Linked DNA regions of Mus musculus: region 1 is linked to region 2. A link is a contact called in ENCODE Hi-C data. All regions are on one chromosome and are shown on one strand. The core of a region is the stretch at or near the end of the contact, and the rest is flanking DNA. Distances in the headings are between cores, read along the strand shown. Region 1 overlaps Pitpnc1 (phosphatidylinositol transfer protein, cytoplasmic 1). Region 2 has its middle 12 kb from the start of Gm31842.

Evidence for each region. Hi-C counts contacts between places; a loop is a spot of excess contacts on that map.
Region 1: a map of T-helper 2 cell shows a loop between it and region 2 (726-fold over the local background). The contact joins two enhancer-like sites. A Hi-C loop is called at or near these places in 4 of 37 maps with a recorded cell type or tissue (T-helper 1 cell, T-helper 17 cell, T-helper 2 cell and 1 more).

The regions. Positions count from the first base shown.
Region 1 is chr11:107,336,076-107,342,994 of GRCm38, forward strand. It overlaps Pitpnc1 (phosphatidylinositol transfer protein, cytoplasmic 1), which reads right to left. Exons shown (of 9, transcript NM_001359616.1): 2 at 1,337-1,485. Gm11716 (predicted gene 11716) reads left to right here. Exons shown (of 3, transcript NR_166849.1): 1 at 1-107; 2 at 2,046-2,146. Among named protein-coding and RNA genes, the nearest start is that of Gm11716, 3.6 kb to the left of the region's middle. Within about 2 kb of position 5,405, at least 2 of the 3 ENCODE cell types and tissues checked have a DNase peak (open chromatin) inside an H3K27ac peak, as active enhancers do.
Region 2 is chr11:55,367,713-55,374,119 of GRCm38, forward strand. No RefSeq gene overlaps it. Among named protein-coding and RNA genes, the nearest start is that of Gm31842, 12 kb to the right of the region's middle. Within about 2 kb of position 1,578, at least 2 of the 3 ENCODE cell types and tissues checked have a DNase peak (open chromatin) inside an H3K27ac peak, as active enhancers do.

The DNA of each region.
Region 1 (6,919 bases), core at 4,155-6,654, about 52 Mb after region 2:
CGGCCCCACTCAGAAATGGATGACCGCATCCAAGTCACTGGTGGGGAGAGGAGAATGGACGACGGACGATGGATGATGGACAATGGACACTTCACAGTGGCCAGCGAGTAAGTCGGGGAATTGTCCAGCTAATGTTGGAAAAGCTTCTCAATAGTCACAAATGAGCCAGTAGATAGACACAGCAGTAGCAGGTGTGTGTGTGTGTGTGTGTGTGTGTGTGTAAATGTACTTATGGAAAGGCTAATACAAGTCTTGTTTGCTGGGCAGTTAACTTCAATAAAATGTTTCTCATATTTTCTTTTTTCTTTGGTTTATTTATTTATTTATTTATTTTTGGTTTTTCAAGACAGGGTTTCTCTGTATAGCACTGGCTGTCCTGGAATCTGGGATTAAAGGCGTGCGCCACCACTGCCCGGCTCATATTTTCTTTGTGGTGTTTTTGTTTGTGTTTTTACAAGGAGGCAAGAGGTCAACATTGTGTGTCTTCCTCAACCACTATCCATATATGTATGTATGTATGTGTACTTTTTTTTTTTTAAAAAACAAAGGGTCTTGAACCTGGAGCTCTCTGATCTGGCTAGACTGGCTGGCCAGTAAGTTCCTGGAATAATCCAGTCCTTGCCTCGCTAGTACTGAAATCACAAACAGGCCCTGCTATGCTCTTTACACAGGTGCTGGGGATCCGAGCTCAGGGCTCTGTACTCACATTGCATGGGCCCTCCTGACAGAGCAGTCTCACAGACCCCTCACTACAAACATTCTAACCAGGAAAAGCACTGAACAGAAAAGCCAAGGCTGGATGGGGTGAAGCGGGAAGAAACTCAGACAAGTCCCCAAAACCAACTGTGGCACTGGTAGGAAACAAACAGAAGACAAGAAAAAATACACTTTGCAAAGCAGAGAACACAGCCTTGGTTAGCGCTGGTTCATAATCTGCCCCAAAAAGAGACTGACTGCAGGAGGGGTAGGGTCCCTTGGAGAAATAAAAGCCACCTTAGCCACCACAAATTGCTCTGGTCACTTTGTTAGTTTTCTCGGTGGACTCCTGGTTAGTTATCTGACAGAATGTAGAAAACCTAATAAAGACCCATAGCCACAAAGGCAGTAGGGTCCAGGCTGTCCCTATGATTTCAAGGCACATCCATGTCCTACACCCCAGTTAACACTGTCCTAGGCATAGATTTTCACTTATGCCATCAAAGATAAGCTTCATTTTTTTCTTGATGATCCTGGTTTTGAAGCAATAACATGGCTGGCTGTCAGGGTGGCATAATGGCTTTCTAGTGACCTTACTGTGGCGTCAGGTGGGAGGGGCGCCGCAGCTGCAATGGCTTACCTGTTGAGATACACTCGCTTCTCAGTGAACTGCCCGTTGCCATGGTGAGGGTCCTCAAAGGGCTCGTTCTGCACGACCTCTACCCCTTCTCCCCGGTCACTCTGCTCATGGCTGTGTTTGCTGATCATATACAGCTGTCCGATTTTGTACTGCAGAACAAACAGAGGAATGGAGACAGAGAGGTCAGCCCCGGCTTGCTGCTGACGAATCCCCCACGTTGTCCTCCAATGACAGGGCACACAGCAACAAATCACATCGGTGCCTTCTGCTGAGAAAAGTCAGCAGTCACTGGGGTCTAAGGTGACTGTCCTTAGAGCCTGGCAGAGGGCCGGCTGTGAGCAGAATGTAGAAACATTCCTGAGAACAGTAGGAGCGAGCGGCCATACCAAGAGCTCCCTGGAGTTCTAGCGGTCTTTAAGGACCGTGCACAAGCTAAGAACTAGAGTCTGCCTTGACTTCCATTCTGGACATATAGGGTTAAAGGGAGTTAGTGTCCTATTTGGCTTGGTCAAGGGCAGCCTAGGGTGTGTTATTTCTGTCCTGGCTCTGAAGTTAATTGGCAGCATTGTTGGGCAAAAGGATTAACTGTCACTTGCATCTTGTCCCGCCTAGAATAGCAGGTCTCACAGGTGGCTAGACAGGAGCGTGAGAAAAGTTGTTGGGTTTTTTTTTCCCACCTCCCCTTTGTCTTGTTTTGTTTTTGAGACAGGTCTTACAAAGCTCAAGCTGGCCTCAAATTCATCATGAAGTCAAGCATGGCATTAAATGGCTCCTTCTGCCTCCAAGAACCCCCAGGTACCAGGATGCCAGGTGAGTACCAACAAGTCTGTTTTACTCCATGCTGGGACTGAACCTAGGCCTTCATTCATGCTGACAAGAACCATTGTTTTTTGAGACGGTCCCTGCCTGTCTGCCTCTCTCTGTTTCTCTGTCTCTGTCTCTCTCTCTCTCTGACCTATACTGCCTATACTCTGGACAATCCTGCCCCAGCCACTCAGATACAAACACGAGCCGCTCACGTGAAGGCCTCTAGATACTTGAAAAGCCCCAAACATCCACATCCCACAGCTAAAATCCCAAGTTTCAGAATCCTGTGCCACACTGAAGAATATCCTTGGTATCTCTGGGTCACTGTCACCCAAGCCTACTAACAGTGTGGGGCCTTCTGGAGTCTATCAACCCTACAAGGGTATCCCGGAGCAACCGGGGACTGAGACATTTTCTGCACAGCCTTCACCCTAGGTGGCTCAACTTTCCTTCCTTCCTACCTCTCCCAAAACTCCAAGTCTGAGCATTTGTCACCCAGCCTGATGACACGAGTGTGATCCCCAAAACCCACATGGTGAGAAAAGAAAACTGACCCTGCAAGTTTCTTTGACCCATACCTATGTACTATGGTACTTGTATGAAACATACGATAAAACTTAGTATATTAAAAAAAAAAAGCAACAATAATGTTTCAAACAAACAAACAAAAAGCCCAACCCAAGGCCAGTGGGTGCTTCTTTCCCCAATGGACTCCTGAGGTGGCATATTCTGGGGTGAGGATGGGGGTGGGGGGAGAGGGTTATAACCACTGGGTAGGGGACATATCTGCTCAGATCTGGACTCTGCTGTGGCCCTCTTTGCACAGTCAGTGAGAGCCAGCACACAGTCATTACTACCAAAGCCCGACTCTTCTATAAGCTAATGAGGAGGTCCAGTTTTTCCCACAAGGGCCCTTGGCTAGCAGGGATGCAGAGCCCCTGTCTATGTGCAAGAGTCCAATTTATTCTAACTTTAGAGGCAGCTGAAATATTCAAGTCAGCATCGTGGTGGGTCCCAAAGCTGAGAGGTCTCTTGTCCCAGGGTCCCTCTTTTCATGCTGAGGCAGGTGCATGGAAGGCAATGTGAAGAAGCTCTGAACAGGCTCTGCTCTGCAGCCAGCTCAAGGGAGAGGCCCCGTTACCATGACAACGGATCAGGCTCTTCTCCAAGGGTTAGGCTTCCTATCTGGCCAAGGCCCTGTCCAGAACGAGCCCATGTTTAAAATGCTTTGAATGTGTGTTTGTGAACTTGTGAGGAGAGAAGGTACAGGATACTCTCAGGAAGAGGAGAGAGGAAGCTGGAAGAGAAATCCATTTTTAAAACTGAACCAGAGGATATGAGGCTTGACCTGGCTTCCCCTCTGCCCACTACTGCTTTCACTTCTGTTTCCAAAGGTTAGCCCTCCCACAAGGATGGGGAAGCTATACCGGAGTGATAGGTGGTCCACTAGACACAAGCAGAGGAACGCACTCTGCTGCTCAGCGGGTACACAGCAACTGCTTGGACACGATGTTTAAAAACCTAATGGCCACAGACAGTGGAATATTACTCAGCCACAAAAAGGAATGAAATATTGATACTGAAGCCACCCACTTAATGTGTTATGGTTGAAGTGTCTCCCCTCCCATATATTTCAAAGATGCCATCAGGGTGGGCATTGATCCAGCATGACTGGTGTTCTTAGACAAAAGAGAAAGTAGAGCAGAGACAAACAGGGATGAAGAAGGGTCATATGAAGAGTGAGTGTGGCCTCAATAGGCCATTAGATTGGGGCCCGGGATAGATACTCCCATATCAAACCTTCCGAACAAGAAGGCTTTGCTCACACTTTGATTTTGGTTCTGATCTCCAGGCTTAAATGAAAATGAATAGCTGTGGTTTAACTATCTAGTTCTGCTCTGTCTGGCAGACCTAATTACACAGCACAGGGGCTGAGGACTGGCTCTCAGTGCAGTGCTTACCACACAAGCATAAGGTCCCAAGCGTAGACCCCGGCCACCCTGAGAAGGCTGAGGGTGGAGGGCATCTAGACTCCCAGCAGTGTGACGGAGGTGGAGACAGGAGGATAGCTGGAGCAGGCTGGCCACCAGCCTATGTGAATCTACAGGGTCAGTGAGAGTCTGGCTCAGCAGGTGGAGGTACCTGCTACACAAGCCACCAATGCATGAGTGGAGGGGGAATTGACTCAACAAAGTTGTCCTGTTACCACCACATGCACGCTGTGGCACAGGTGCCAACACACATACATCGTATGCATGCCAGGGCACTAATAATAATAATAATAATAATAAATTTAAAATAAAGAGATGATATATAGAGATTGAGACAGCTAATGTTATCCTCAGTCTGACCTCAAAACACACACACACACACACACACACACACACACACACACACCATTGGTACATCAGAAACAAAGTAATGAAAGGCTCTGTCTGGGTAGATGGTTGTTGATGCACATTAAGAAAGTTTGCTCTGAAGCGATTACTTGGGGGTGTGAAACTTGAGCTTGAGCCTGGCTTAGCCAAGGCCCTGGCTTGATCTGTAGCTGTGGGGGCAGGGGAGGGGGGGACAGGGTTGGTCCCCTCTCTTTAAGGAATTGCAAGTAGTTAATAGTTGCTAGGGAAAGGAAGAGACATTTTCTTTAGTGTTGCCACTTTGTCAGTGGCCCATGTTTCTGTGAGTAAATACCTCCTAACTTCTGCTCCTTTGAGGAACCCAAATGAAACTCAGTAAGGGGGTGGGGCAGGGGAGGGGGAGGGGCACGGACATGAAAGTCGAAGGGGCTGGTTGGAAGAGAAGAGATTAGCAGGAGTAGGTGAGAGGCTGAGAGGGTCATGGGAGGTAAATATGATCAACATGCACTGCATATATGCATGAAAATGCCATGTTACATATAATACACACATATATAATACATATTTTATATAACATGTATAATATACCCTTTTAATACACATGTATATACTAACACATATATACTTTATAAAAAACATTTTTGAAAAGTTACTGGCATGTCATGTATGTAAAACAAGCATTAAAAAAAGTGCTGTGTCTGAAGCCTCCCCTATTCAAAGTCCCGCCAAGGTCTGTCGCTGGAAAGCTTAGAGGAGAGCTAAATCTACCAGCACACTGTCTCTAAGAGCTCTAAACCACTCACACAGAAAAAACGAGTAGGGTGCCAAGGTCGATGTGTGACACAGAAAAGCCATTAGCCAGACACGAGTCAGCCTGGCTGGGCTCGGAGCAAGTGCTTCCTGCTCAGAGGCAATGGATCTGGGCAAGGCAGGGGCGGCTGATTCACCGTGGCCGACGGGACCCAGCTGCCCGGCCTCATTGATCATTCCAGTGGCTCCTCCATGGGCCAGCCCAGGGCAGACACCAGCCTTAGCTCACTATGACGGCATCGGTCTCGGGGTTGGAAAATAACCGGAACATGCAGAAGGTGCCAGGACACACAAGCCCAGACTCAGAGATGGACCAAGGCTGTCTGTTCCTTCCTTTCCTCCCAAGAAAACCAGACCCCGTCTGCTGGCATGGCCATCAGACTCAGAGGACCATCCAGAAGTCCTCTGTTATTGTTTTATTATCAAGTCCCGAGTTTGCCCCTCAGACATGAGTAGCTAACAGTATCTCAGTTGTAGGGAGGGACAGGTAGTTCTTGAAACACCTAAAAATGCCACACGCAGAGGCTGAGAGGTAGCTTAGCAGTTAAGTGCACTTTCTGCCTTTCCATAGGACACAAGTTCAGTTCCCAGCACACACAACTGGTGGTTGACAACCACATATATAACTCCAGCCCCAAGGGATCTGATGTCCCCTACTAACCTGCGGCACATCTGGGTTCATCTCAGACCTTTGACATTTTGATTGTAGAGGCAGGGGCTGGGAAGTTGAGTTATAGGGGGCACACTAAGGACAATCCTTCTTAATATAGTGAGAGTACTCAGGGGGACTTTTGGGAACCAAACAGTATCAGGCTATCAGATTTCCTCCTTATGAGACTTGCTTCTTCTTCCACACCCATGCCCAGATCACTATTTCCAGCCCAATTTGAATGTTGGATGAAGGCACTAGAGCAGAGGGTTCTGATGGTATCAGGGTCGAAGAACCGGTCTCAGCTTAGCTTTACTGACCACCAATTAGTTGAGGTTCTGAGTGAGCAATCTAATTGACAGTGACCCTAGATAATTAAGCTGTAGAATGTGCCTAGAGAAACCAAGATGTTACTAGTTCCCGCTGTCCTAACTATAGGACTGAGTGCCTTGGGGGCTATTTAAGGGCTCAACCCCAAGCCTTAATTAAAAGGGGATGGGTGTAGGTCCAGGCCTGGTAGTTCCTGGCTGTAATCCAAGTACAAGGGAAGTTGAGCATGCCTGATAGTTTTATCAGCTTGACACAAAGTCACAAGAGAGGAGGAGGGAACCTCAGTTAAGAAATTGCCTCCAAGGCTAGAGAGAGGGCTCAGCTGTTAAGAGCACTGGCTTTTTGCAGAGGTTCTGAGTTCAATTCCCAGCACATGGTGGCTCACAACCATCCATAATGGAGTCTGTTTCTCTTTTCTGGTGTGCATGGAAACAGAGCATTCATATACATTAAAACAAATAAATACAATCTTAAAAAAAACAAAAAAACTATACCTCCATAATATTGGGCTATAGGCAAGTCTGTAGAGCATTTTCTTAATTAGTGATTAATCAGGAGGGCCCAGCCTATTGGGGGTGGTACCATCCTTGGACTGGTGGTCCTGAGTTCTCTAAGAAGGTAGACTAAGCA
Region 2 (6,407 bases), core at 328-2,827:
GGGCCCGAGATGAGCCGGTCAGGCGTGTGCTTAAGATTTTATTCCCTTGAACTAGAACCCAGATTTACTTTGCCCATTTGTGTGGGGTTCTCACAGAGCGGAGATTTGGGAAGTAGCACTGGGCACACATGCTCCCTGCAGAGGGAGGATCCTGAAGTTGAACAAGTCCCACAGAGCACGCCGCCAGGACATGAAAGGTGTTTTCTGCAGCCAAAGCCTGTTCACGCTCTGCCGTCCAGTAGGAACTGCAACCAGAGCCTAAAAGCAGCACAATCCAGCCGTCCCTGCTTCTGACCGGGGGCCAAATTGTTGCACAGTTAGTTACCCGTGCCATGGGCTTTGGACCAATTAAATGAGCAAAGAGGGTGGTTAACAAGGAGTAAACAATCCGAAGGCCTCTGGTATTTTACTCTGGGGCTCTGTGCTAATACACCTAAGCCAGGAGGTGGGGTTGGGGCAAAAACAAACGTGGGGTCTTCTGGCCTTTGCTCCCTCCTGTGGTTGGTCCCACTGGAGTGTCATCTGCTGTTCCATACTCTTAGATCACTCTCTGCTGGCTTTCTTTCTTTCTTTCTTTTTTTCTTTCTCTCTTTCTCTACTCCCTCTTCTACTCAGTCTTTTAAAGTGGCTTGTTGCTGTTGTTTTTTTTTTTTTAAAGTATATGTATGCCAGGTTCTAAATGCCAGGGTTGTAGCAGGAAAAAGTGCAGTTCCTTATGGTACTGACATTCTGAAGTTAAAGAATCAACAGGTAGGTCCATAACTCCTCAGTGCATCAGGCTGTGCCGGGGACACTAACCAGGGTCAGGAGAGCAGAGAAAGCATTTCAGACAAGGTGACGGTTGAGCAGAGATTCTCTGAAGGCTGAAGTACCAGTGTGAACACCTGGGAAACCGCTTGCTAAGCAAAGGACATCAGGAGTAAAGTCCCTGAGGCAGGGAGGAGGGAGGAGGGAAGAGGGGGGTAGGGAGGAGGGAGGAGGGAAGAGGGGGTAGGGAGGAGGGAGGGGGGAAGAGGGAGAAGGGAAGAGGGAGGAGGGAGGAGAGAAGAGGGAGTGAGGGAAGACAGAGAGGGAGGAGGGAAGAGGGGGAGGGAAGAGGAAGGAGGGAAGAGGGAGGAGGGAGGAGGGGGAGGGAAAAAGGAGGAGAGAGGAGGGAGGAGAGAAGAGGGAGGAGGGATTAGAGCAGTGTAGACCAAGAGGAGAGCCATGCTTTAGGACATGGGGGAAGGGGGGTTACACGGCCACAGCAGAGAGCAGAGGACACCAAAGGCTTCAGGAGAGACAAGTGCTCTCTGTTTTTCTATGTATTTTACCTCATTTGATCCTTGGAGCAGGTGCTGAAAGGGCAAGAGGTGAGATTTCTTTTTCCACTTGTCAGCTGAGGATCTAAACTTCTAGAATGTCCCACAGTTCAGCCAGGATCACGCAGGAATGCCCCGATTCAGGGACAGAAATCTGTAGCCTGCAGTCTCCTTTCACGTCAGTTGAGAGGCCTGTTCCCTCTCACACTGTGCCTCTGCCAGTTTCCAGAACAAGATCCACTCTCAGGCAAGTTTCTGGATGGGTGACATAGTTCAAAGCCAAGCCAAGGGCAGTCAAGCTGCCAAGCGGGAGACGGAATGCTCTTGGTGAGCCCTTAAACTGAGTAAATACAGCCCCTGAGGGCTCTAGTCATTTAACTGACTCCGAGTGGCAACTTTATCAGGACATTAAAAAGAGGCAGGCAGGCATGTGGTGGACACCTATAATCCCAATGCATGAGAGGCTGAGTCAGGGGGCTTGTGAGTTCCAGGTCACCTGGGCTACAGAGTGAGACCCTGTCTCAAAAACAAATGAAAGTGCAAGCATTTAAACCCAGAAGAGGGAGGCATATCTATGTGAATTTATGGCCAGCCTGGTCTACATGGTAAGTTTCAGGCCAGCCAGGGTTATACGATGAGACTCTGCCTTAAAATAAAGCAAATCAAAGCAAAGCACTCAAGCACCGCGGGGCACATCCCAGTGCTCAGGATATGGAAGCAGGCGTATCAGGTGTTCAAGAGCATCCTGGGCTACATCGTAAGCTTAAGGTCAGCTACATGAGACCTGTCTCAACCAAACATACAAGCAGTCGAAAGGCAGAGTCTTGTATATGTCACATTGTAACTTAAAAGTTTAGGATGGGACTGGTGAGATGGCTCAGCGGTTAAGAGCACCGACTGCTCTTCCCAAGGTCCTGAGTTCAATTCCCAGCAACCACATGGTGGCTCACAACCATCTGTAATGGGATCTGACCCCCTCTTCTGGTGTGTCTGAAGACAGCTACAGTGTACTTAGATATAATAATAAATAAATCTTTGGGCCTGAGTGAGCAAAGGTCCTGAGTTCAATTCCAGCAACCACATAATGGCTTACAACCATCTGTACAGTTACAGTATACTCATACACATAAAATAAATAAAATTTTTTTAAAAAGATTAAAAAATTAGTTTAGGATGAAGTCTTTCTAAAACACATGCATTTGGGATTCCTTCCCAAAGGGCTCCAAACCAAAGAGAACAATCGGCAAGTTCATATGAAAGATGAAATCGGGAATGCCATCAGAAGACCGATTCTCCTATATGCTTCTGGAACATTCTGCGAAACGTTTTATGACGTTGTCTCCAGATCTGCCATGGTATGGCACTGGACTCACGCATGCTTGCAGAATTCCTCCTGCTGTGGCTACCTGTCACCTTCCATATTCAGCTTCTCATCATTACCCCCAGCAAATAGAAGTCACCAGATGGACTGTCACAAAGTTGGGAGGAATGCTTATGAACTTATATTTCTTGAGAGTGCTCACATGTAGCCCAGGCTGGTCTCTATGTGGTTGAGGATAACCTTAAATTTCTCATTCTTCTGTCTCCATGCTCAAAGACTACAGGCATGAACCAGCATATTCTTTTGGTACCAGCACTGGAGCTAGAGCCAGGGCCTTGGGTCTGCTAGGCAGTGACTCCATCAGGGGCTTCTTCTGTAAAAGGAAATTCTCAATGTCAGTCTCTGGCCTCCACAGCACTGGTGAACACACAAATACACCACATGCACATGTGCACGCGCGCGCGCGCGCACACACACACACACACATATACACACATACACACAGGCAGAGACAGACTATATAGACCATCTAATATAAATTGGCATCTCAGACATTGTAGGCACTCTCAGAATCACAGATCAAAAGAGCCACACCTTCACTCTCATGGAGACATAGAAAGAACCCGGAGAAGGATTTAGGATTGAATCCCATGTGTCAATCACAATTACAGATGCGCTGAGTCAGGGGCCATGGTGTGTGACAGAACTTCTCCTGTGACCCATCAGTAAGGCACATAGAAAACCTGTCTTAAAAATCCAAAACAGAAGGTAATGGGGGGTGGGGGGGGCACAAGATGGTCCAGACATTTAAGGTGCTTGCTGCCAAACCTGTTAGCCTGAGTTCAGTCTCCAGGACCCACATGGTGGGGGAAAAAAGAGTGCCTGAGAATTGTCCTCTGACTACATGTGCACTCCTCTCTGTTGTCTGTTATCTGTCTGCCTCTCCATCTATCCATCTATCTCTATCTGTCTCTTTCTCGCCTCTGTGTGTGTGTGTGTGTGTGTGTGTGTGTGAGAGAGAGAGAGAGAGAGAGAGAGAGAGAGAGAGAGAGAGAGAGAGAGAGAGATTGTTAGAGAAAAAAATAAAAAGGGAAGAAAAGGAAGATATGTGGGGGGAGGGGAAAGAGAGTGGGCAGTAGTGAACTGAATAGCAACGGTTAAATCAACACAACCTGTGGAGTCGGGGTGCTTGTCTACCCAGAGCCCTGGTTCAGCTTAGCTTTTCAAATTATGACAATGAATCTGAATGCCAGGGAGCTCTAGCAGCCTGGTGACTCTGTAGTGTCACATGATAAAATCCTCCAAGAACCTGAGCCCACAGTGACCCAGGAATGGTCGCCATGGTGCATCTTCATCTTGGAAGGCCTATGAGAAAGCTGAAAACTGGAGAAGGTAAATGGAGGCCGAGAGGAAGCAGCAGAGATTGAGGTAGCATGTGGGACCAAGGCCATTGTGCAGAGTGTCTCTGACCAGCCACTGGTGTCAAAGGAAACGAGGGGGGTCTTCCTGACACTGACTGGGGATGTCAGCAGCAGACCTCACTTAACAGAAATGAACCTGCTAGCACAGATATGTGAACACCTGACCCAGAGTCGCCCAGCATTTAGGGCTTCCCCCAATCCCGTTCCCAAGCCAGATACACTGAAAGTGCCCCTCTGGAACTAACAGACTCACACACCAATTCCACCGAGCAGACCCCTGCAGAGAGAGTGGTGTGGAAAGGCAGTCACTCCTCAGGAACTGCCCTCCTGGGTCAGGAAAAAGGGGGATGGGGAGACGTGATCAGGCCTGCAGCCTCTGCCCGGGGGTTCCCCACGCTGCCCATCCCAGAACAAAGCAGGATAAATGAGAGCAAATTACAAGGGTTCTGCGCATGGAAGAGCTTTGATGGCCTCAGGGCAAGGGCTGGATGGGACTTGGTGCTGCCCAGCTCTCTGTCCTCTTGTGCAACCCCATTCACCAGGAACAAGCTGGCACAGGATGAAGCCGAGGGAAGCATCCATCATTGTGTGAGCCCTACTGGGGCTCTGGCAGAGATCCCCTCTTCCACATGCTCAGAGATTCCCAGCCATTCCAAGACTTGGGACTTGAAGAATCTTTGAGGCTCCAGCACAGCCCCCTAATCTCTGCCTTCTCTGTCCATCATCCCTGCTCCATTGATCCTTCTCTGCAGAGGGTGGACAGATAGAGCAAGAATCGCAGCTGGTTCAACACTCAGCCTAGTGCTGGTTTGAGGCAGGGCTGAAGACCTCAATCTTTGTGACAAGTCCTGGGGATAGGAACCATCAAGGCTCTTCTCTCAGTAGCTTAGAGCAGTAGCTAAAGCCAATGGTGGGGCAGCACCTGGCTATGAGAAACCCAGGTGCTCAGTCAAAGCCCAGGTTGCTTTAGGACATGTATAGCTGTGTCTACTGTCCCCAGGACCCTTCCATGTGTGATCCACGAAGTGGCCACAGGCTAGCAGGGACAGGAAGGAGTCCAGAAAGGAGGCACATTTACTGCCACAATGATTGGAGATGGTGGGAGCTGCCGAACTCGGCACTGGTAAAGAGCGGGTTAACAGAGGAGCACAGCTCGGGGCTTACAAAATAATTGGGGTCCAAGCTGGCGAATCTCTGTGAGTTCAAGGCCAGCCCGGGCTACTGAGTTCAAGGACAGCTACGGATACACAGAGAAACCCTGTCTCAAAGGACAAAAAAAAAAAAAAAGAAAAAGAAAAAAGAAAAAAAGAAAAGAAAAAGAAAAAGAAAAAGAAAAAGAAAAAGAAAAAGAAAAAGAAAAAGAAAAAGAAAAAGAAAAAGAAAGAGTGGTGTCTAAGACAGTGTCCTAGTGCATGCCTGCAAACCAGCTCATGTGAGGTAGAGGCAGGAGGATCAGGAGTTTAAGATCAGCCTCAGCTACATAAGGCCAGCCTGAGCTAAGAGTGTGCTGTCTCAAAAAGAGAAGAGAAGAAAAAAGGAGAGAAGAAAGGAGGAAAGGAAGCGGGGAGAGAGAAAGGAAGGAAGAGAAAGGGGGGGGGAGGAAGGAAAAAAGAGGGGACAGGGCTCAGGGTAAAGGTGCTTCCTGCTAACTCTGACCTGAGATCTCTCCCGAGGACTCACAAGGTGGAAAGAGAAAAATGACTCCTGCAGAATGTCTTCTGACCACAACACGTGAGCTGTGACCCACAAACTTCCCTATAGATAAGCAAACAAATAAACCGATAAATAAATGTTTCTTTAATAAAGGCAGACTACAGAAACACGCTTGCTGCGCGCGCATGCGCACAGTGGAGAGCATGTCTCAGGCAGGAAGCAGGAGAGCCGGCGTTGGACTGAGGTCCCAGCCCATCAGAGCCTTTAATTTCCTCCACATTCCGTTGAGGTTGTAACTTGTATTAAATCCATTTCGTTGACTGAAAAACTAAGCCACAGAAAGGTTAAGTGGCTTTCTCTGAGTCATACGGCTAGGTAACAGCAGAACTGAGTTTGTGTGATTCCAGGGCCCAAGTATCAAACCACTGTTTTATACTGGAGGTGGGGGTAGGGTCTCATGTAGACCAGGCTGAAATCACACAATTACCGACATGAACCATCATGCCTAACCCCACTGTATTACTTTGTAAACATGTTTATATACACGGTTCATTTAATCCTCTCAACTCCTTTTAGTGAAAGAGCTGAGCTTTTTTCCCAAGTGGGGGTGGCAGTGGGACGTGTGCAATAAGTGCAGTACCCATGGAGGCCAGAAGGGGGCAGTAGACTCCCCGGATCTAGAGTTACAGGTGATTGTGAGCGTCCTGATGT